Linked DNA regions of Homo sapiens: region 1 is linked to region 2. Evidence: chromatin loops called from intact Hi-C (ENCODE). Cell type or tissue: HCT116. All regions are shown on one strand. Links, peaks and the distances in the headings refer to the core of each region. The heading gives the core; the rest is flanking DNA.

What was found. Hi-C counts contacts between places; a loop is a spot of excess contacts. Peaks named below come from ENCODE experiments on the same cell type or tissue, not always from the same donor. Only the 100,000 strongest peaks of a DNase experiment are listed, where the experiment ranks them.
Region 1: a loop joins it to region 2, with 6 times the contacts of the local background. A loop is called at or near these places in 2 of 110 quality-filtered maps.

The regions. Positions count from the first base shown.
Region 1 is chr2:205,711,213-205,721,390 of GRCh38, reverse strand. It overlaps NRP2 (neuropilin 2), which reads right to left. Exons shown (of 17, transcript NM_003872.3): 3 at 5,017-5,198. Among named protein-coding and RNA genes, the nearest start is that of NRP2, 34 kb to the right of the region's middle. RefSeq lists enhancers at 19-582, 583-1,148. In HCT116, for the core only: a CTCF peak has its summit at 5,062 (motif pointing left); a DNase peak (open chromatin) is centred at 5,030; H3K27me3 peaks cover 535 bases.
Region 2 is chr2:205,881,693-205,891,870 of GRCh38, reverse strand. No RefSeq gene overlaps it. Among named protein-coding and RNA genes, the nearest start is that of INO80D-AS1, 200 kb to the left of the region's middle. RefSeq lists enhancers at 3,476-3,976, 3,977-4,477. In HCT116, for the core only: a CTCF peak has its summit at 6,049 (motif pointing right); a DNase peak (open chromatin) is centred at 6,080.

The DNA of each region.
Region 1 (10,178 bases), core at 690-8,689, 170 kb after region 2:
AATTGATTTCACTCGTTATGTTCAGATTTTAAAAGAAGAAAAGGAAGCAGGATTTTTGAGGAGGATAATAGACACTCTAAGCATAAAAAACACAACCAACCAGAAATACTCGATAAACTGGGTGTTTACTGTCAGGAAGTGTCCTCTGGGGCTCACACTGAAATATAACTAGGTGATGTCAATACACTGATCTGAGCCTGCAGCGATGCCTTTATCCGCAGCTCCTGTAGGGGGCCTCTCATTGAGTCTCTTTATTGATGACAGCATTCTGGAAAGAGGCAAATGTCTGATTTGGAAGAAGTGCCATGCAAATAAATGCGGATGGAGGAGTTGCAACTTTCTTCAGCACCAGACAGAAAATTCCAGTATCTCCTACCTATCCATCCATCACTTCCTACTTTCCACCTTGTGCTGTGCTTTGGCAGGGTAGGGACTAGGAACACACGAGGGCAAGGGCTAACCTTTGCATGGGTTCTGTGGAGGCTCTAAGCAGCGAATCTCAGAGGCTCTGCACCCCATCATTCATATGCATGGCAGCAGCAGGTCAGGCCGAGTTTTCAATGGGCAGCTAGTCCTGGAGGGATGAGCTGGGGCTGCCTCCCCCAGCTTTGTTTATGATTGGGCTTCGGACTCCTGAGGGCCTCCTCAATGGCCCGGGATGAGGCAATTCAGCAAAGCCAAGCCAGCTGGCGGGTCTTCAGGGGGCCAAGAGGAATTTTGAAAAGGTTAGAGTTTATGGCTGCTGTGCAGCATTCTTCATGCGGGCCACTCAGCTGAGCCTCACACATGGTTGTGAGGAAATTAACTCTCTATTCACTTCTTGCTTGAGAGCTAGAAAGAGCATCCTGACATGCCCTCTTAGAGCTTGCTCTATTGTCATTCCCTTAGAAGGCAAGGGGAATGTCCACCCCCCTGGGAGTGGGGAATTTTCTGGCGGAATCTTTCTTTGGTTCCTGTCATTGGTAGGGCACAAGTGCTTCCACGATGGACATCTAGTGAGTCTAAGAGAGGCTTGGAGAATGTGAAATTTGAAAGTATCCATAGTTCCCAGGGTCCTGAGCTCCTGCATTTGACTGAAAAGAAACTTCAACCTTAGGTACTTAAGGCAAAAAAAAAAAAAAAAAAAAAGAAAGAAAAAAGCATTTCTGATATATGGCTATAAATGGGTATATCCTTTGGCTTATTTTGAAGGCGGTGGAAAAACTTTTGTCCAGTTTTATCTATTTTTATGCAGAAAAATAAAACCTGTCTGTTAACATCATGCATTCATCTCTAATCGTACCATCTCACTGTTTGCAGCATCACAAAAGCAGCTGAATAGCAGATGCCAGGAAGAGATCTCAGAAAAGGAGGCAGAAGCTGGCTGGCTCTTGCAGACATCTGCCTTATCCAAGATCCTTTTCTGAGATGTGTTAGAAGGTTTAAAGGTTAAACGAAGAACTCAAGTCAACAAATACTCAAGCCCACTCAAGGCTAAGATTGTCTACAGAAGCTGGGGGATTTGGGTTGCAGCGAATGATTTCATAGGAAAAGACTCTGCTATGAAAAATGTCCACTCTGTTTTTCCGCTGTGAATTTTACAATAACTCTGCAAGTAGAAGAATCTATAGGTATCAAGACATTTAAAACACAGTGGATTTACCCAAAGCTGAGTTTGCCTTCCCCGCAGAAGGTGAATTCAGTTCCTGAATTCAGGAAGTGGAGGCAGTAGGCACTCCGAGTTTTCTCTACCTCTGTGAATGACCCCAAAAATGTCAGTTTCTGAAGTGTCACAGGCAAACAGGAAAGAAAACCTAATCTTGAACTTATGGTTAAAGGAGCTTCTGGAAAAAACCAAACACACACACACACACATTTTCCACTGATTTTGTTTTCAATGTGACATTTTACGTTTAAAAATTCCTTTTTTTTTTTTTTGTTTCTGTTCTGCTCATGGTATCTTGATTTGAGATCTTTTAAGTATGTAAGTTGTTCTGGCTTACCCTTTTAAATGTAGACAGTCTGGTAACATATAGAATCTTTTATACACCACTTCACTTAGGGCAGACATGAACCTTCCACGCCAGCCACATGCCCTGGTCTGCACTCACACTGTGGGTCCTACAGCAGAGCCTCACCAGGGTAATGTACCATCGAAGGCTTCTAGAGCCCTCTGTATGGCTATTTGCGTATCTGTGTTTACAGTTTCCCCCGCTTCTTCCTCTCTATGAATCCGACTAGCAAACATAGCTGTGTTTGTTTGGATTTCTTCAGCATGTCCACCCATTTCTTTCATGTTCTGTGGATGACGTAAACTTTGTATATTTTCTCTCCTGACTCCAACAATGGAAATGTGGGTATAGGACAAGGCACCTGCATGAATGCTCATTTTTCTAAACTTCTCTGTTTTGAATTTTGCTCCCTTGCACATTTCTGCACTTTATACAAGGTTGACTTTTTTTTTTTTTTGAGATGGAATTTCGCTCTTGTCGTCCAGGCTGGAGTGCAATGGCATGATCTCGGCTCACTGCCACCTCCTCCTTCTGGGTTCAAGTGATTCTCCTGCCTCAGCCTCCCAAGTAGCTGGGATTACAGGCACGTGCCACCATGCCCGGCTAAGTTTTGTATTTTCAGTAGAGACCAGGTTTCGCCATGTTGGCCAGGCTGGTGTCAAACTCCTGACCTCAGGTGATCCGCCTGCCACAACCTCCCAAAGTGCTGGGATTACAGGTGTGAGCCACTGCGCCCGGCATATATAAGACTGACTGTCATGCGGACAGTTGCTCTTCCAGCAGCAGGTGGGTATGACGGCAGGTACGAGTGGCCCTGAGAAGTCTATGGGCTCTCATCTGCTCTCTTACATTGCCAGGAGTGTGGCTGTTGTTGGCAGGGCTTTCTCTTACAATCTCTTCACTAGGCAACCCCAATCCTTAAAGCAGGCCACCCCATTTCTCCAAGCTGAAGCCACCTAGCTCCGTTGGCTGGCACCATTGTTTCTAGGCAGTTCACAGACTTGTTGCTTCATTTGAAATCCTGCTTCAGCATGTCCTCAAGACAGCGATATTGAATTATGATACCCTCTTACATGTTTTATCTTTTAATATCCTCCTTTCAAATTTGCATGATGGATAGAGTGAACATTGACTTTTCCTGTGGCTTTCTGGAGAATGTAGCATGATGCCTTGTGAAATACTAAGTTGGGTGGTGTGAGACCAAGGCTGAGTTTTCATGGCCCTGCTCACCCTTGTTCTGACTTCCCTTGGCCAGCTTCCTGGAAGATCTTGCTTGGAGCTGTTTTCCTTTCATGGCCAGCACAGTGCAGCCGAGTGGCAGCATTAGCACTAGGGACCTTGCTATTGAATAGATTCTCTGGAGCCCCTCGATTGCTAAGCCACTTGACTGCTCCCCCATTTTCATAACCACCACATGTCAATTGTACCTTTACTTTGCACTTATTCATTCTGCCTCATATCATAGTTTTCCTTTCAATTTACATACATACTCATCCAATAACATCACCTGCGAATCTGTTACGTGCAAAGGGTTTGCACACCTGCCTCTCCAACCCGAAGAGAGCAAGCATCCCCTTTTATTTCTTTCTCTTTTATTCTCCCCACTGCTCGGCAGCAGAGGATGCTCCACTGGTGCTGGTGGCATTGATCTGAATTTTGCACAAGACTCAGGGGAATATGGATCAAGCTATTCAGGGGCCTCACAACAGCTTGAGCCACTGGACACACAGATTGTCAGCCCCTGTGACCTCATCATAGTCAGGAGCATGAAAACCCAAGGCAGAGAAACCTTCTTGGGACCTGTGCCCTGCAGCAGCCTGGGCTGCCACTCTTGCATGACACAGTCCCCTTGCCCCACCCCTTCATTTGATTCCACGTTCTTGTTCTCGGGCAGACAAATCCGACAAATATTTAGACAGAGTGGATATAAAAAGTGCTTTCAGCAGCTACCACTTCCTTTCAAGAGCTGTTTAGTGAAAAAGAAAATATATATGAATAGTTCCCCTCACACTGAACTCAACAGGCGCCGGTCTTGGGCCTCTTGATGACAAGGCTGACAACCTCCCCTCGAACCAGACTCCATCCACGAGTTGTAAAACTTGGGCTGCTGGGGGGAGAGGGGAGACACACACATAGATGGAAGGGGAGCCTCTGAGGAAGGGAGTGGGTGGTGGGTGGGGAGGACTGGAGGACATGCTTCCCTTAGCCTCGAGATAACAAGCTCCACACATCACAGAAGAGGACACACCACTGGGAGAGCTTGAGTGTAGCTGATGAAGCGGGGTCTTGTGAATAAAAGTCTGCTGTATTTAGTTTTGGAAATGAGCACTGGCCCATATTCTCAGGCCCTAAAGTAATCTAAGGGGGACCTGATGGAAATCAAGCAGTCAACTTAAAGCAAGTGCAGTGCCCTCTGACTCTTTTTCTGCTATTTTTTGATTGCTTTTCAGGGAGTCAAGTTCATTGGCATTTAGAGAGTAGGGGTTCAATGGACAGAGGTGGTAACATGGACTGCCAAGGGGAATTTCTAGGAACCTTATTTTAATTTAAAAGCTATGGTGTGACCCCATTTGGGAGGTCATGGCAAGATCTTTAGAGACTCCAAACAATGAAAAGATTATGTCCTCAGCCCCATGTAGTTCCAAATAAAGACATCATTAGACCATGAAGTAATCGTGAGAAAGTCATCAGAGTTTTGCTTTTTCCCATGAAGATTATTTTGATTTTAAAAAACATACAAAAATCCAATTCTTTCAAGAAGTGTTTTTCTGTTTGTCTAATACCACAAACAATGGCTGTTTTGACCCCACCCCCACCCCCCCGCCCACAGCCCGCCCCCTTAAGCTGGTGGATAATCTGAGCTGGCTCTTCTTCTCATGATGTTTGTGGGTTCACCTTGAACCTCTCACCATGCTCAAGCTGGATGACACTGTCACCCTTACCCAGTGCCTCAGCCCACTGGGTGCTGTCCCTCCTTCTTCTCTAAGACGCCCATCTCCCGGCCCCTACGTGTGACCACACTGACCTGTCTTGAAGATCTCGTAGCGCAGAGAGAAGCCTGCCCCCTGCCGGGCGTAGTCGGAGGTGAACTTGATGTAGAGCATGGAGCCCGAGGAGATGATGGTGGGCGGGGCGATGTTCCCACAGTGTTTGCCCAGGAGGTCTGCGGATTCACTGTCCCCATCCCGAATCTCGATAAAGTCATACCTGGGTGGGGATGGCACAGACAAGAAAAGATCACTCGAAGGACATGAGAAGGACCACTGTGTCGCTCCCACTTATGTCTCTCTATTCATTTGCAGAAGTTAAGGTGTTTCAGATGGATAAGCGAAGGGCACTTATGTCTGCTTGTACAGACTGGCAAACAGAGATACTGCAGGTCGTTGTGCTTTGTGAAAGCCACAGAGTGAATAAACACATGGCTGGAAGGCCTTATCTCTTGCCCACGTAAGAGCAGGAGCATCGTTCTATCAAATATCACAAAACACATTTTTTTCTTCCTTCAATAGCACCATTTTTATTTCCATTATGCTCTCTCAGAATCTTAGTCTCTCCTTCTTAGCTCTGTGACATTGCAAGCTGCTGAACCCCTTTGAGCATCAATTTCTTCATCTGTAAGATGAGGATAAAAATATCCACTCCACAAGGCTGGGGAGAAGATAGAATGAAAAAAAATATATATGTAAGGGGCTAGGCACTGTGCCAGGCACACGGGGGATGTTTCAGAGACATTTGTTTATTTTCCCATCTCCCTCCAGCCCCCTGTTTCAATTTTCCCCTGGGCCATCCCTTCTTTAATTGTTAGTGACAAAGACTCCCCACCCGTGGGCCACCGCCTCCCTAAGATGACTCTGCGAGGTTCCCATCAGCAGTGTCTAGTCAACATGTGTTCTTAAAAGGAATCAGCCTCATGTTAGATAAGGCGATAAAAACCTTTCTCCAAAAGCAGGGGTGAGTCTCCAGGGGCCCACTGTCTACGTGCACACAACTATTAGCCTCAGTGAGAGGCAGGGCAGGCTGCCCTCCTGAAGTGGAGGCCTGTGCTCATTTGAAGCAGAGTCAAACTGGCCAGGGCTGGGAAGCAGGCACCTCAAAGATACCCTTGGCTCCGTTCATGGGAAGGTGCAAACATAATGCACCATTTTATCTTGACAGACACACATTTTCCAGCCCCGGTATGTGCTCTGGCAGTCCTCACTGTGCTGCGTTTGTGCTGCTTTTGGGCTCCCAGTTAATACTCCTGTCACAACTGCTTAGGTGGGAAACTTCCTCCCACCAGCTCCCTTCCAACTGCTGGCCGCTGCACCATTATTTACTGAAAACCATCCATCTCCCTCTCCCTCCCTTTCTGTTTATTTATTTTGCATCAACCTGTTAAAGCAACACTTAAGAAATCTCTTCCTTGCGGGTAAGGAGAGGGCTGGGAATGCACCCTTCTGTGGGATGTGCCTGCCAAAGGATCCTGTCACATACAAGGATCTGGGGTTGCCGGCTGCCGGAAGGAGTGGCTGGTGTGAGCTGGGGAGGCCTGAGGCCTCACTTCAGCCCCCAGGAGCTATGTTACTTAGCCACTTTCAAATAATAGGCCTGTAAAGGAAGTCTAAGGAGTGGGCCAGGATTAATTCATTCTTAGACCCCACAGGGCTGGACTCCCACAGTCCAAAAAGAACCGCTGAAGCTCCTTAGAGTCTGGAGAAGTCAAAATGGCAGTTTCAACCCCCAGGGAGAAATGGAGAGATGGTCACAGATTGAGAAGACCGTGAGGTTGGGGAATCTGTTTAGGTCTGTGGTTTCAGTGTGGGAGATGGTGCTGACTTTGAAAACATGCTTCCTCATTTCCAAAACAAAAGTAAAAAGACGCTTCATTTGTTCTCAGGGGAAACTCCCAAACCTTCCAGAAAACCCCTCCGTGCTATTTTCACACTAAGGCAAGCACTGCTGGACAGACACATTCCTGTGAGCAATGGTGATGCCCTGGCAATGTGCACAAAGGTTGAGAGGCTCTGCTACCCATGTTCATTAATCAGACAACTCATCTGGACTAAGAAATGCATGGCCCAGAGCGCAAGAGTCCCAATCCCAGAAGCAGACAGAGCTGGGCTTGCACCCCAGCTTGGCCACTTTTTAGCTGGGTGACCTCAGGCAAGTTACTGAACCTTTCTGAGCCTCAGAAATGGGGAGAAAAAGAGTAAAGTAGGGATATTACAGTCTTCTCCTAGGGTTGATGTGGGACTTAAATGACAAAATCTAATCTATCTAAAGTGTTAGTCCATAGTCTGGCACTCAGTGAGTGCTAAGTAAATGTGAACTGTGATTTGTTGTATTTTCACACCCATTTCACAGGCAAGGAGGCTGAGCCACAGAGCAGAAGCGACCCTGTTTTCAGAAATGGAACAAATGAGCAGAGGTGTAGTATCAGCGGGAATGGAAATCTGTTCAAACATTCTGAAAGGCATTTTGGTGAAATGTGACAGAAGTTAATATGTACATAGCCTTTAATCCAGCAATCCTACTGCTAGGAATTTTTCCTAAGAAAATAATCAGACAATTGTGCAAAGATGCATATGCATCTTTGTGCATATATTTTGAAAAAATATAAAAAGTGGGAGGATATTTTGCTTATAAATGGTTTCAAAGCCCAACCGTAGAGGGAGGGTGAATCCATCTGGGATATTTATAAAATGGAATACTCTCCTGCTACAATCAATAGTCTGCAGGTCTAGAATTTTTTGTTTTTATGGAAAAATGTTCACGCTATACTGTTAACTTTTTAAAAAGGAGATTTTTTAAAAGTATGTTTTAAAAGGTATACATACATTTCCTCACATAAACATACAGAGGAAGTCTGAAAGACTACTAAAATATGAACAATGGCGACAGACATGGGTGGTAGGATAATTGGTAATTTTTTCTCTCTTCTTTGTAAAAGAATCCAGCTGTCATGATTTAGCAGATGTAGAAGGAAGTTCATCATCATCACCATCATCATCCATGTCACAGAACTGGAGTGAGGAATAAATGAGACACAGTAGGTCGGGACATCTGGAACAGTGCCAAGGACATGACCCACATTCAATAAATAATTTTTTAAACTTTTTTTTTAAAGCTTCACCAGATAGTTCCAGTCTTTGTGTTGCCAATTTCTCTAGGAAGGACAAAGAGAGGCCCTGCCATCCCACTGGCTTGTTCATCAGAAGTGAGAGGGTTTTATCTGGTTGCCTAATCACCCATGGAGTCATTTAGGGGATTAACAGAATCAGCAATGAAGCAGGGCTGCCCAACAAATGCCACTGTTACAAGCTTGCCTCAATTTACTCAACGGATACAGACCACCCCAAATCCCTTCTTGTAATGCTGCCTGCAACAAATACATCCTTATGTATCTAACACACATATAGAGAAGGGATGCATTTTTGAAAAAGCTTCATATAATTCAATCATACTATAAATTTTTTCTCTGAGCTTGTTAGTTAAAGGACCCCTCTGCTGAATCCTTTTGTGAAGCAAATAATCAACAAACCTTACTTGAACTTCTTAGAAAAACTAGATTTTTCTATAAGGTTTGCTTGAGGGGAAGTGACACAGAGTTACAGTTCGGCAGCTGAAATCCCCCCAACTTCCAGTCTTCTGGTTCTGCCCTGTGGACAAGCCCCACTTAACCACATGGTCTTCTGGCTGGGCCTTTTATATAAAGGGCACACTCCAAATGACATGCTGACTTCATACAGAATGTCTCATTTACCTCCTGTGTGACTGACTCATTTGGGGAAATTTTTTATTATGAGGGATTTGCTACAGCTGGAGTAAATCTCCTTAGAAATTTCAGTGTTGTCAGGTTCATTTGTGAAGAGTTAGGCAGAGGCTTAGGAAGTTTCTGGCTTTGGAATAAATACGGCTTTGCATCTAGTGTCTAATATCCAGTGTTTGGTAAAGGAATCCGGGGTACAGACTCAGAGCTCACCCCAACGATAGTCAAGTAGGATAACTTGAAAAGCTGCTCCTCTTAGAACGTATCACTCGTTTTCCAGAAGGCAACATAAACCAGCTAACAGACATATTAACTAGAGTGTTTGCATTTCATTATCCATAATCTCTCCTAAACGAAAAATTCCTTTCAAAGCTTTAACACTACCTTGTATTGTTTTATTTATTTTTTTCCTGAGCTGAAGTAGCCATCTCTACTCCCAGTTCTTTATTTTCTCTCTAAAACGGTTCCCCGAGTGCCTTTTTATTTGTCTCCTCACAGATTCTGAAGTCTGCATGGTGAGCATTTGTCTAGAGAATGCTTTCTCTACTTTCTTTCTCAACTTCAAAGTCTTACATTTCTCTCCCCAAACCTACATTTGGGCCATGGGAAATTTTGACAGTGAAGTTAATTTTAAGAGTCCACGGGAGAGATATGAAAAAGCAACAATCTCATCTCTTCCTCTCATCACTAGGCAAACATGAAAAAGGGCTTTCTAGTTTCCATAACTGTCTCCACGCTTGACACTTCCCAGCAGGGCACCAAAGGCTGGGTTAGTCAACGGAGCCTGTGCTGGAAGATTCACCAAGCTTAGGTCCTTCTCTCAGGGCACCGAAATGTCTGGCCCTTGTCAGAATCCAGCTTTAGGGATGCCACACAGAACCACTTGGAAGGGGATTTCTGTATCGAAGATAGAGTACTTAGGTCTTCGGAGGAAGAATACTCTGCCCCTTCTTTTGGGTCTACGTATCAGAACATCTCTGCCCAAGTCCTGACATCATAACCTTTGCCAACCAAGCAAGGCCTCCTTTCACACTGCTCATCATAAGATCATAAGATGTTGAAGACATTTTGTATATGGTGAGCTCTTTCCAACCCCAGGGCCTTTGCAAGCGCTCTTTCCTCTGCCTGCAGTACTCCTCATTGGTGCTTTCCAGGGCTGGTTGTTGCTCATCCTTCAGGCTTAAGGACAAATGTTACCTCCACAGAGAAGCCTGCTGTCACCACCCTATTTCAGATGGCATGCCCTTATTCTCTATCTCACCATCATCTTACTTCTTTCATAGCTATGATTATAATCTGGAAAGGTCTTGTCAATATACCTATTTGTTTATGATCTGTCTCCTGCACCAGACAATAAGCACCATGAAGGCAAGGACCTTGCCTCTTCACTGCTGAATTTACGACACTTCCCTGGTGCCTGGCATGTAGGAGGTCTCATT
Region 2 (10,178 bases), core at 1,303-9,302:
GGGTGCGTGCTGTTCTTCCCTACCAGTTCCCTTTTGTTATCTGGGGTGGCCCCACATTGCCTTGTTGTTGGGAAGAAAAAGGTAACACAACACAAAACTAAGAAAGAAATTCAGCTGAAGATTACATTAACTAAGGAAGCATATGGTGTAGAGAAAAAAGAATGGTAGTTAATAAACTTGATTTTGGCCAGGGGCAGTGTCTGTAATCCTAGGACTTAGGGAGGCTGAGGTAGGAGGATTGCTGGAGCCCAGAAGTTCAAGACCAGCCTGGGCAATGTAGTGAGACCCTGTTTCTAGAAAACATTAAAAAATTTTGGGACTATAGGCTTGCTGACATGAGCCTATAGTCCCAGCTATTTGGAGGCTGAGGAGGGAGGATTGCTTGAGTCAGGGAGGTTGAGGATGCAGTGAGCCAAGACTGCACCACTGCACTCCAGCCTGGGTGACAGGATGAGGCCCTGTCTCAAAAGCAAACCAACAAAAAGACCCCTGATGTCGAGTCCCCTGTGGTCGTTGACCTGGTGTGTGAACTTTGGCCAAGTCATGGAAACTCAGAGCCTTGACTTTGCTCCTCAAGTGAGGCTGGGAGGCTCTACTGCAAGATCTGTGAGGGTGAGGACAGTTTCCTACACATCTTTGCATCTCACACTGCTTACAGTCCCCACGTTTAAGTGTTTCTTGAATAGGTGAATTCCCAGGAGTGTATGCAGTTCTATTAGACTCTTGGCCCAGAGTTGCCAGTGAAAGTCACTTCACACTGTCTTGTTGTGGAGGCCAACGAATGGCATTCCCACGGACCTCTATCATCTGAAGCCGCTTCAGAGGCTCCTCAGGGCAGATGCAAATGGGACAACTTAAGTTTGACCTTAAAACCCATATTTAAATATTGAATTCCGTCTTGGAGATGCCACCTTCCACCAATGTGAAAAATTACTGATGTTGCTCCGGCAGGGGGGTAATCAGTGTTTTAGAACTGCATTTTCTTTATTTAATTTTTTTAAAAAATTTTAGTTTCAGAGGGTACATGTGCAGGTTTGTGACACGGGTATGTTGCGTGATGCTGAGGTTTGGGCTTCTAATGATCCCACTGCCCAAGTCGCAAACATAGTACCCGATAGGTAGTTTTTCAACCCCTGTCCTCCGACCTCCCTCCACGCTTTTGGAATCCCCAGTGTCTATCATTGCCATCTTTATGTCCCTGAGTTCCTGATGTTTAACTCCCACTTATAAGTGAGAATATATGGTATTTGTTTTCCTGTGTCTACGTTAATTCACCTAGAATAATGGCCTTCAGCTGCATCCATGTTGCTGCAAAGGACATGATTTCATTCCTTTTTATGGCCATGTGGTATTCCATGGTGTAAATATATCACATTTTCTTTATCCAGTCCACGTTGATGGGTATCTAGGCTGATTCCTTGTCTGTTGTTGTGACTAGTGCTGCAATGGACATACAAGTGCAAGTGTCTTTTTTGTAGAACAATTTATTTTCCTTTGGGTATATACCCAGTAACGAGATTGCTGGGTCAAATGGTAGTTCTATTTTTAGTTCTTTGAGAAATAATCAAACTGCTTTCCACAGGGGCTGAACAAATTTGCATTCCCACCAACAGTGTCTAAGGTATAAGCGTAGAACTACATTTTCAACTTATCTCCTCTAACAGGAGTCTCCCAATATTTTTTTTAACTGTGAGGGCTTCCTCATCATAGTTCTACCTGAAGTATTTGCTCATAGAAAAAATGGATAAAGGGCAGACATGGTGGCTCACACCTGTAATCCCAGCACTTTGAGAGGCCAAGATGGGAGGACTGCTTGAGGCCAGGAGTTCAAGACCAGCCTGGTCAACATAGTGAGACCCTGTCTCATATTAAAAAAATGTATAAAGTGGTAGATTGCATTATTGTTCATGATTATTTTCTTTCTTCCTTTCTCTCGCTCCTTCCTTCCCTCCTTCCCTTCCTTCCCTTCCTTCCCTTCTTTCCTTCCTTCCTTCCTTCCTTCCTTCCTTGAGACAGGGTCTCACTTTATTGCCCAGGCTGGAGTGCAGTGGCATGATCGTAGCTCACTATAGCCTTGATTTCCCTGGCTCAAGCAATCCTCCCACCCCAGCCTCCTTAGTAGCTGGGATTATAAGTGCACACCACCACACCCAGCTAATTAATTTTTTTTTTTGTAAGTACAGGGTCTCACTCTGTTCCCCAGGTTGGTCTTGAACTCCTGGGCTCAAGTGATCTGCCCACCTTGGCCTCCCAAAGTGCTGGGATTACATGTGTGAACCACACACCCAGTCATGATGATTTGCTTTCAAAATAAATACATCCCTGCCCTTCCTGTGCCTCCAGTAGCTGAAGTGGCCATCCACCCCCACTTATCAGTCATGACAGGACATGTGATTAGATGCGACTGTGTGGCTTAGCTAGGTTTCATGCAGCATGTCACAGTCAGAGGCTGCTCCTTCAGCCTGGGTACCTGAATGAGAAGACACGTGGAGCAGAGCAGAGCCTGCTTCAACCTGCAGCCAGGATGGAATCAGGTGAGTAATAAATGCTGGGTGCTGGAAGCCACTGGAATTGTGTGGTTGCCTGTTACTGCAGTAACCAAGCAACAACAGGAAGCAGCAATACAATGAATTGTATCTTAATCATCATAACAACATCTATAGATGTTCGAAAAATGCTGGTACATAGCAGTTGGATTGATGCATGAAGGGGTGATTGGGCAAGACATACCTTTTTTTCTTTTCTTTTTTTTTAAGTTTGTGGGCCATACTTAATGTCCAATCTGAATTAGCAGCTTCCTTGACATAACTTGGCAGTATCAAGGGTTTCTTGCCCTGTAGTTTGAGAATCTCTATCCTAGAACAATTATTCTCCTGCAAATTTGTGGCAATTCAAAAAGAGAATGAATTTTGAGATAGGGAGTGTGGGTTTGGGTCCTGGCTTCTCACATCTTTCGTGTGTGAATTTGGGCATGATCTTTAGCCCATGATCTCTCAGCCCATGTGCCCATTAAAAATGGCTATGACTCTTGCACACAGGGCTGGTTAGGGCCTTAAATGACATGAGCCATGGGGATCTTCCTTCTAATGGTTGTACATGTTATTCTTAGAGTAGCTAACCCAAGGATGGAAGAGTCTTTGAAACCACCATTTCTCCCACACCCCGTCTCCCTTCTCACTGAACCCCCAAACCATCAGTGGAATGCCCCCACTCAGTTTTGAGTTTCATGGGTGGCACTGAGAAAGCACCAAGTCCCTATTAAAGGGGCGGAGGCACTGGCAGCTCTGGCTGGGGCAGGGCAGGACCTTTCATTTCAGATGAAAGTTGATTCAGACTCTGATATCCCAAGAAAATGCCTAACCTTGAATTACCTTCCTTGGAAGTCCCACCAGGTTGACTAGTGGTGGCTTTCTCTTTTCCTGCACCCCCGCCGCCAGTGTGTCTCTAATGGTTCCCCATTCCTTGGACTTGGGTATCTCAGTCCTGGATGCAATGGAACTTATGATAACTGAGTTAATTAGGACCAAGGGGAGCACCATGCCAGGCTGCTTCAGTCACAGCCTCTGCACCTTCCCCAGGTTGGGAGGAAGCATATCCTACCACCTTGGCACCTGCCAGCAAACCTGTGCCCAGGGGAGAAGCTGGAGTGAGGGTTCAGGGTCCCCATTGTGACGTTAGCCCTCTGAGGTCACAAGGTGGATCCCAGAGGGCTCAGACTGGGGAAGAAAGTTATGCCATGTAGAAGTAAATTTAATGAGGTCAGAAGGGTGAGGGGTGTGTGTGTTTGTTTGGGGGTGGAGTATCTTTAAAATGGCAAGAGGGAGGCTGACGCTGCATCAGCTTTGGCCACGCTGCATTTTGAGAGCCTCTGGCGTTCTGAGGCTTCTTCCCTCCTTCCTCCCCACAACTCCCTCCCAGGCCCTGCATGCCTTCCTGCAGCCCTGTTTTTCCCACGTTCGGCCCTGTACAGCCTGATCTGTGGAATGGGGGTGGAACCGTGCGGAGGCTGAGCAAGCGCTGACCACCTGCCAGCACCGTGCTGAGCTCCCAATGTACACGGATTGAACCAGAAATGGCCGGGGATCACCCACTTCACACCCACAAAACCACCAACTTCATATGGTGCAGCCTGACTACCACATTTAATTTCTCAGCAATCTTGAGAGGTATAAGGATTACATCTCCACTTTTCAGATGAGGAGAATAAGTCATCACTCCAAATCAAACATTAGTGAACAACAGAGTGAGAATTTAAGTTCTGAGCCCGGACTCCAAGCCCTATTCAAAACTATTACATGACACCGATAAATCCTTTTATACTAACCTGTAAACAATCAATAACAGCTTCACATGGTACCTCCTGTGTGGGACAAGGCTGGTTCTTTAGGGCATCGCTCAAATGCTGGCATTGGAAGATCCTGGATGCGAGGAGTCCTTTGTTCCTTCAGCTGAACCTCCCAAGATGTTTCTGATTCGCTTCGAGAGAGTCTGCCTGGCTCACCTGCCTAAGACATGGGTAGGAATGGCAGGCAGGTGGGCTAGGCCACAATTCTGCTTCTTGAAAAAAATGGACTGTTCTTCTGATTTAAGAAGTAAACCCTATTCAGTGTAGAAAATGAAAACAAATATAAAATATGTAAATAAAAATGACCAACCATCCTTAGCTAGAGGTAAGGATTGTCACAATGTTTCAGGATTGTACTTTTCACTTATCTTGTGCCTCTCTCTCTCTGTCCTCCTCTCTAAGTGCATAAATACATTTTGGAAGGTGGATCTAGTGTACATATAATTTTCCTTATTTATTAAATCTCCATTTTATTCTAAAGGATTCAGCATGGATTACAAAGGCACATAAAAAATGATAGAACAAACTAAAAGTGGGGTTAAGAAAGACAAATCTACACCATAATGCCATGTTCAGATTTGTATTTTTAACATTTAACATGACATTGAGCATATGTGCCCATTTGCCATTAAATAGACTGTTGCATTATTTTTTAAATGTATTAGTATTATTATTTTTAATAGAAGGAAAGCATATGACCGCAGAGCAGTGCACAGGTTGGAAGTGAATGGCTGGATGCGGTATCTTGTGGGTTTTTTTTTTTTTTTTTTTTTTTGAGACAGGGTCTCACTCTGTCCCCAGGCTGGAGAGCTGTGGCGTAATCTCGGCTCACAGCAGCCCCTACCTCCTGGGCTCGAGCGATCCTCCCACCTCAGCCTTCCAAGTCGCTGGGACTACAGGTGTGCGCCACCACACCCGGCTATATATATACATTTTATATATATATATATATATATATATATATATATATATATATATATATATATATGTATTATTTGTAGAGATGGGATTTCTCCATGGTACCTAGCCTGCCACATCATTCTTAATGTCTCCACGGCATTCCACTGATGGGAGCAGCGCTGTGTATCTGATCAGGCCCCTCCTATTTGCTGTTAGGCCGCTTCCAAAATGGCAGATTTACAAATAAAGCTGCAAACGACACCTTTGTAAAGAAATCTTTGTGCACCCCTCCATTTCCTGAATGGGCGTTTCTAGAAGTATTTCCAGCAACACCAGAGCCATGGAGGAATCCTATGTGTGAATCCCCCACTGCCCTGGGAGAGCACAGCATTTTCTGGTGCATCCAGAGGTTGCCCAGCCCCTCTCTACGTCAGTATGGACCCTTCGCATCCTAGGCCAATCACGTCGCCTTCCAGACTGTCCCCACGTATGTCCCCATGGCTCTGCCAGCTCCCTGCCCTTACGCCTCTCAGGGATGCACGGTTGGGCTACTACAGGAGCTACTGCCTGTTGGGATGAGCACCCCCGAAGTTGGGCATTGGAAAGAGAAATAGAGTCAGATACTTGCCGGAGGTGAATGATGTGGGTGAGGGAAATCGCTGCACTTGGCTTATTTCTGTTTGATCCTTACCAAGTTTTCTGCAAAGAAACTGCCTGGGATGCTGCTTATGCGGCTTTCTCATTTGCTGAAAAACAATGTGTGTCCGGAGTAGTGAAAAGGCAACGGACCCAAACTGCCTCTAGCACCAAGAACCCGGCAGTCCACACGAGGGCGCTGTTCTCCCGCCATGAAGGACTAGGCGGGCTCCTGCTTTCTGGGCGGAAAAGGGCGCCAGGAGGCAGAGCGGGAAAACCGGCAGAGGGTGTGGGAGGGAGGAGGAGACGTTTGCCTTCCCCGTCATTCTCCTTCCTTGCAGAGCCTCTCCTTTCCCTCAGGGACTCCCTCACCACCTCTTCCTTACAGCCCCCTCACTGCTTTTCCTTGCGTATCTTTCGGATGCCACAGTCAGCTCTGGGCCCATCCATGGCTCCATCTCCTATCCTAGGGTTGTCCCGCGGCGCCCTCTTTTCCAATGGATTTTCCCTCTCTTATCCTGCACTGGCTATAATTTTTTTTAAAGTGACATATATTTACTTGTGTATTTAACAAAGTTTTTGGTGCACTTAAAAAATGTTAAAGCAGAAAAATTAATCCTTTTGTATTTATTAATTTTTTTCTGGAAAATAGAAACCCACAAAAACAAGATTATTTAAGATTTTTTCCCCCTTGCATAAGGCACCTGGTTGCCTGTTATTTATATACGTATTTTTTGTGGATCAGTGGACCCGAAGAGAAAAATGATCAGAACTGTAACAAATATAACCTAATTGTCATCAGGTTCTTGGTCTTTGATTCCTTTATATTCAGGGCTGTAAACAAGTCTGCATCCGGAAGTGGAAATAAGGCAGCTAAAGAATTCATGAATAATAGTCACAATGTATTGAGCTTTCAATAATAGTGACAGTGTATTGACCCATGTCCTCCACTACCAGTGAGGGAGCTGAGGTCAGAGAGTGTGAAGAGCGAGGCCAAGGTGACCCAGATGAGGAGGGTAGCTAGGATTTGATGCCCGCTCTTAGTGGCTTCAAACCTTGGGCCATTTCAGTAGCAACCCATGAGACCATTCAAGTGGACCTGGGCAGTGAGTCCGGCTTTAGGGTCACTTCTGCGGAACAGTAAGGTCCAAGAGGTTCCTCATCCAGCTGAATGCGGGGCTTCAGTACCTTTCTGAGACCAAGGGACAGGGGGAACCCAGACTCAGGGAGCTGAGCAAGCTGACCCCACGCCTCTACTGGAGCTAAGGGAGAGCAGCGCCATGCACAGCGCTCTTTGGTTTAATTGTAAGGCACCATTCTCGCCCACACATGACCAATGGCTGGGTACTCATTTTTCTTTAGTGATAAGGAAGAGCAAAATCAACCCACATGATCTAGAGCAGTGGTCCTCAACCTTTTTGGCACCAGGGACTGGTTTTGCAGAAGACAGTTTTCCATGGGCCCACCAGGGTGTGGGGATGGTTACGGGACTATTCAAGCCCATTACATTTATTTTGCACTTTATTTCTATTATTATTACATTGTAATATATAATGAAATAATTATATAACTCACCATAATGTAGAATCAGTGGGAGCCCTGAGTTTTCCTGCAACTAGACAATCCCATCTGGGGGTGATGGGAGACAGTGACAGATCACTAAGCATTAGATTCTCATAAGGAACATGCAACCTAGATTCCTTGGGTACACAGTTCCCAATAGGGTTCATGCTCCTATGAGAATCTAATGCTGCCGCTGATCTCACAGGAGGCGGAGCTGAGGCAGTAATGGGAGCCACGGGGAGCAGCTGTAAAAACAGATGAAGCTTTGCTCATTCACCTGCTGCTTACCTCCTGCTGTGCAGCCTGGTTCCTAACAGGCCATGGACCAGTAGTGGTCCATGTACTGGTCCATGGCCTGGGGCTTGGGGACCCCTGACCTACAGAGTTGTGTTAGGGTTAGGGGCCAGGCATGGTGGCTTGTGCTGTAATCCTAGCACTTTGGGAGGCTGAGGCGAGTGAATTGCTTGAGCCCAGGAGTTCAAGACTAGCCTGGGCAACATGGCAAAACCTCATCTCTACAAAAAATACAAAAATTAGCTGGGCATGGTGGCGCACACCTGTAGTCCCAGCTACTTAGGAGGCTGAAGTGGTAGGATTGCTTGAGCCCGGGAGGTTGAGGCTGCAGTGAGCTGTGATTGTGCCAATGCAGTCTAGCCTGGATGGCAGAGCCAGACTCTGTCTCGGGGGGTGGGGGGGTAAAAAAAAAAAAAAGGAGTTAGGAGGCTGAAGCTATGAACCCCTAAATAAAGAGCCCATTCCCAAGGTACAGCCCAGCAAAGTATTATTAGTCATTTTTACCACAGTGTGCAAATAGAGATATGTCCTTTCCCATCTCTGGTCCAGAATTTTGAATTTTAAACTTTATCTCATTGAAATGAAGGTCCCTATATTCAGTGAAAAGTATTTCAGGCCACCTCGGGGGTCAAGGGAGATCTTTGCAGGGCACTTGAAATGATGCCATGAGATAGCTGTGGCGGTCACCTCACCCTTCTCTTAAAAAAATAGTAACCTAGTCACAGTGGTAATTCATATCTGTTTTAGAAAAATTGGAAAATATAGAAAAGCACAAAGAGGAAATCAATTATAACCCTTCTCAGCTTAACACCTTTAATTTATTTCTCCAAAACAAAGAGTACAGCAAAAAGCATTAAGCTAAAGGCTATTAACATAACAAAAAGGCCTCCGGTCTCTTCTCTGTAGAACTTTGAAGATCGTGCCGGCCTCAGGGCTTGGAGCCGAATCCCACTTTCATGGCACTCAAGCCTGCCCCTTGAAACAAGTCACTTATGCCCCTCCTGTGACATTTTTGGAGGTTACAAAGATTATTCCCTTACTGGCAAACGCTAGGTGGGAAGAGAGAAGTGGATGCACAAATATAGAAATGTATTTGTTTCTACCACTACATTCCACAGTTTTTTTGGATATATTCCATTTGTTTCCAAAAATAGTGTTTTCTTGCTTTGCTGTACTTGTCAAAGAACAAATCACATTTGGAAAAAAAAAAATCTGTTTTTATAGGCATTTTCAGGAGTAGTCGCATAAATATTCCCTGAAATTGATCTTCACAAGGAGAAGACCTTACTCCATGAACAACCTAGAAACCATGGAGCAGAGAAGCAAGCAGGGGGTGTGATCTCCATCCTGTGTGGTGCCTGGGCTGGGCCGACCCTCAGGAATCGGGTTGGTCATAGGTGCTGAGGGAGGACTTCTTCTTCTCTTCGTTATTCCCACTGCTTGGGATGGCTGCTTATAATATTTTAGTGTCTCTATGGCATTTTTCTTATTGAATGTTAGAAATTTCCCTGTGTTCTGAAACCAGCGTCTTAAATTTTAAAATACGTTGTAAAAATTTTCTTGAGTCCTTCACTCCTTACAATGTCATTGTCAGTGGCTTCCGAGTACTTCTTTTTTTTTTTTTTTTTTTTTTTTTTTGAGACAGAGTCTTGCTCTGTCGCTGAGGCTGGAGTGCAGTGGTGGGATCTCGGCTCACTGCAACCTCTTCCTCCTGGGTTCAAGCGATTCTCCTGCGTCAGCCTCCCAAGTAGCTGGGATTACAGGCGAGTGCCACCACACGCGGCTAATTTTTGTATTTTTCGTGGAGACAGGATTTTGCCACGTTGGCTTGGCTGGTCTCGAACTCCTGACCTCAAGTGATCTGCCCACCTCAGCCTCCCAAAGTGCTGGGATTACATGTGTGAGCCACTGTGCCAGCCCTGGCTTCTGAGTATTCTATCATCATTTCTTTAGTTCTCTTTGTTGGGTATTTGGGTCTTCCTCCCTCACCCCCCTCAACTTTTGCTAATCATTCACAATGCTGTAATGAATGTATTTGGGTATCTGTCTTGGCACACATCCATGATTCTTTCCTTAGATAAACTCTTGGAAGTAAAATTTCTGGGTCAAGGGGTATGTACACTTTTAAGACTATTGATGTGAGTTGCTGTAATTGGCTTCAGAAAGTTTGTATCAGTTTGTACTCCTATTATCATTGCATGAAAGGGCCTTTTTTCCCCATATTCTCACCAATACTAGGTATTAGATGTTTATCAATGTTGGTCAGTGGGCAGTTAGGTAAAAAATAGTATGTTATGGGTTCAATTTTGAATTCTGGATTACAACATTGCTTCTGTTTCGTAAGTAATCTCTACCACCTTTAACCCCTGGGGGACACCATCCTCATTACTAAGGTTCATTAAACATGTACTTTGTGCCAAGCACTTTGCATATATTGCCT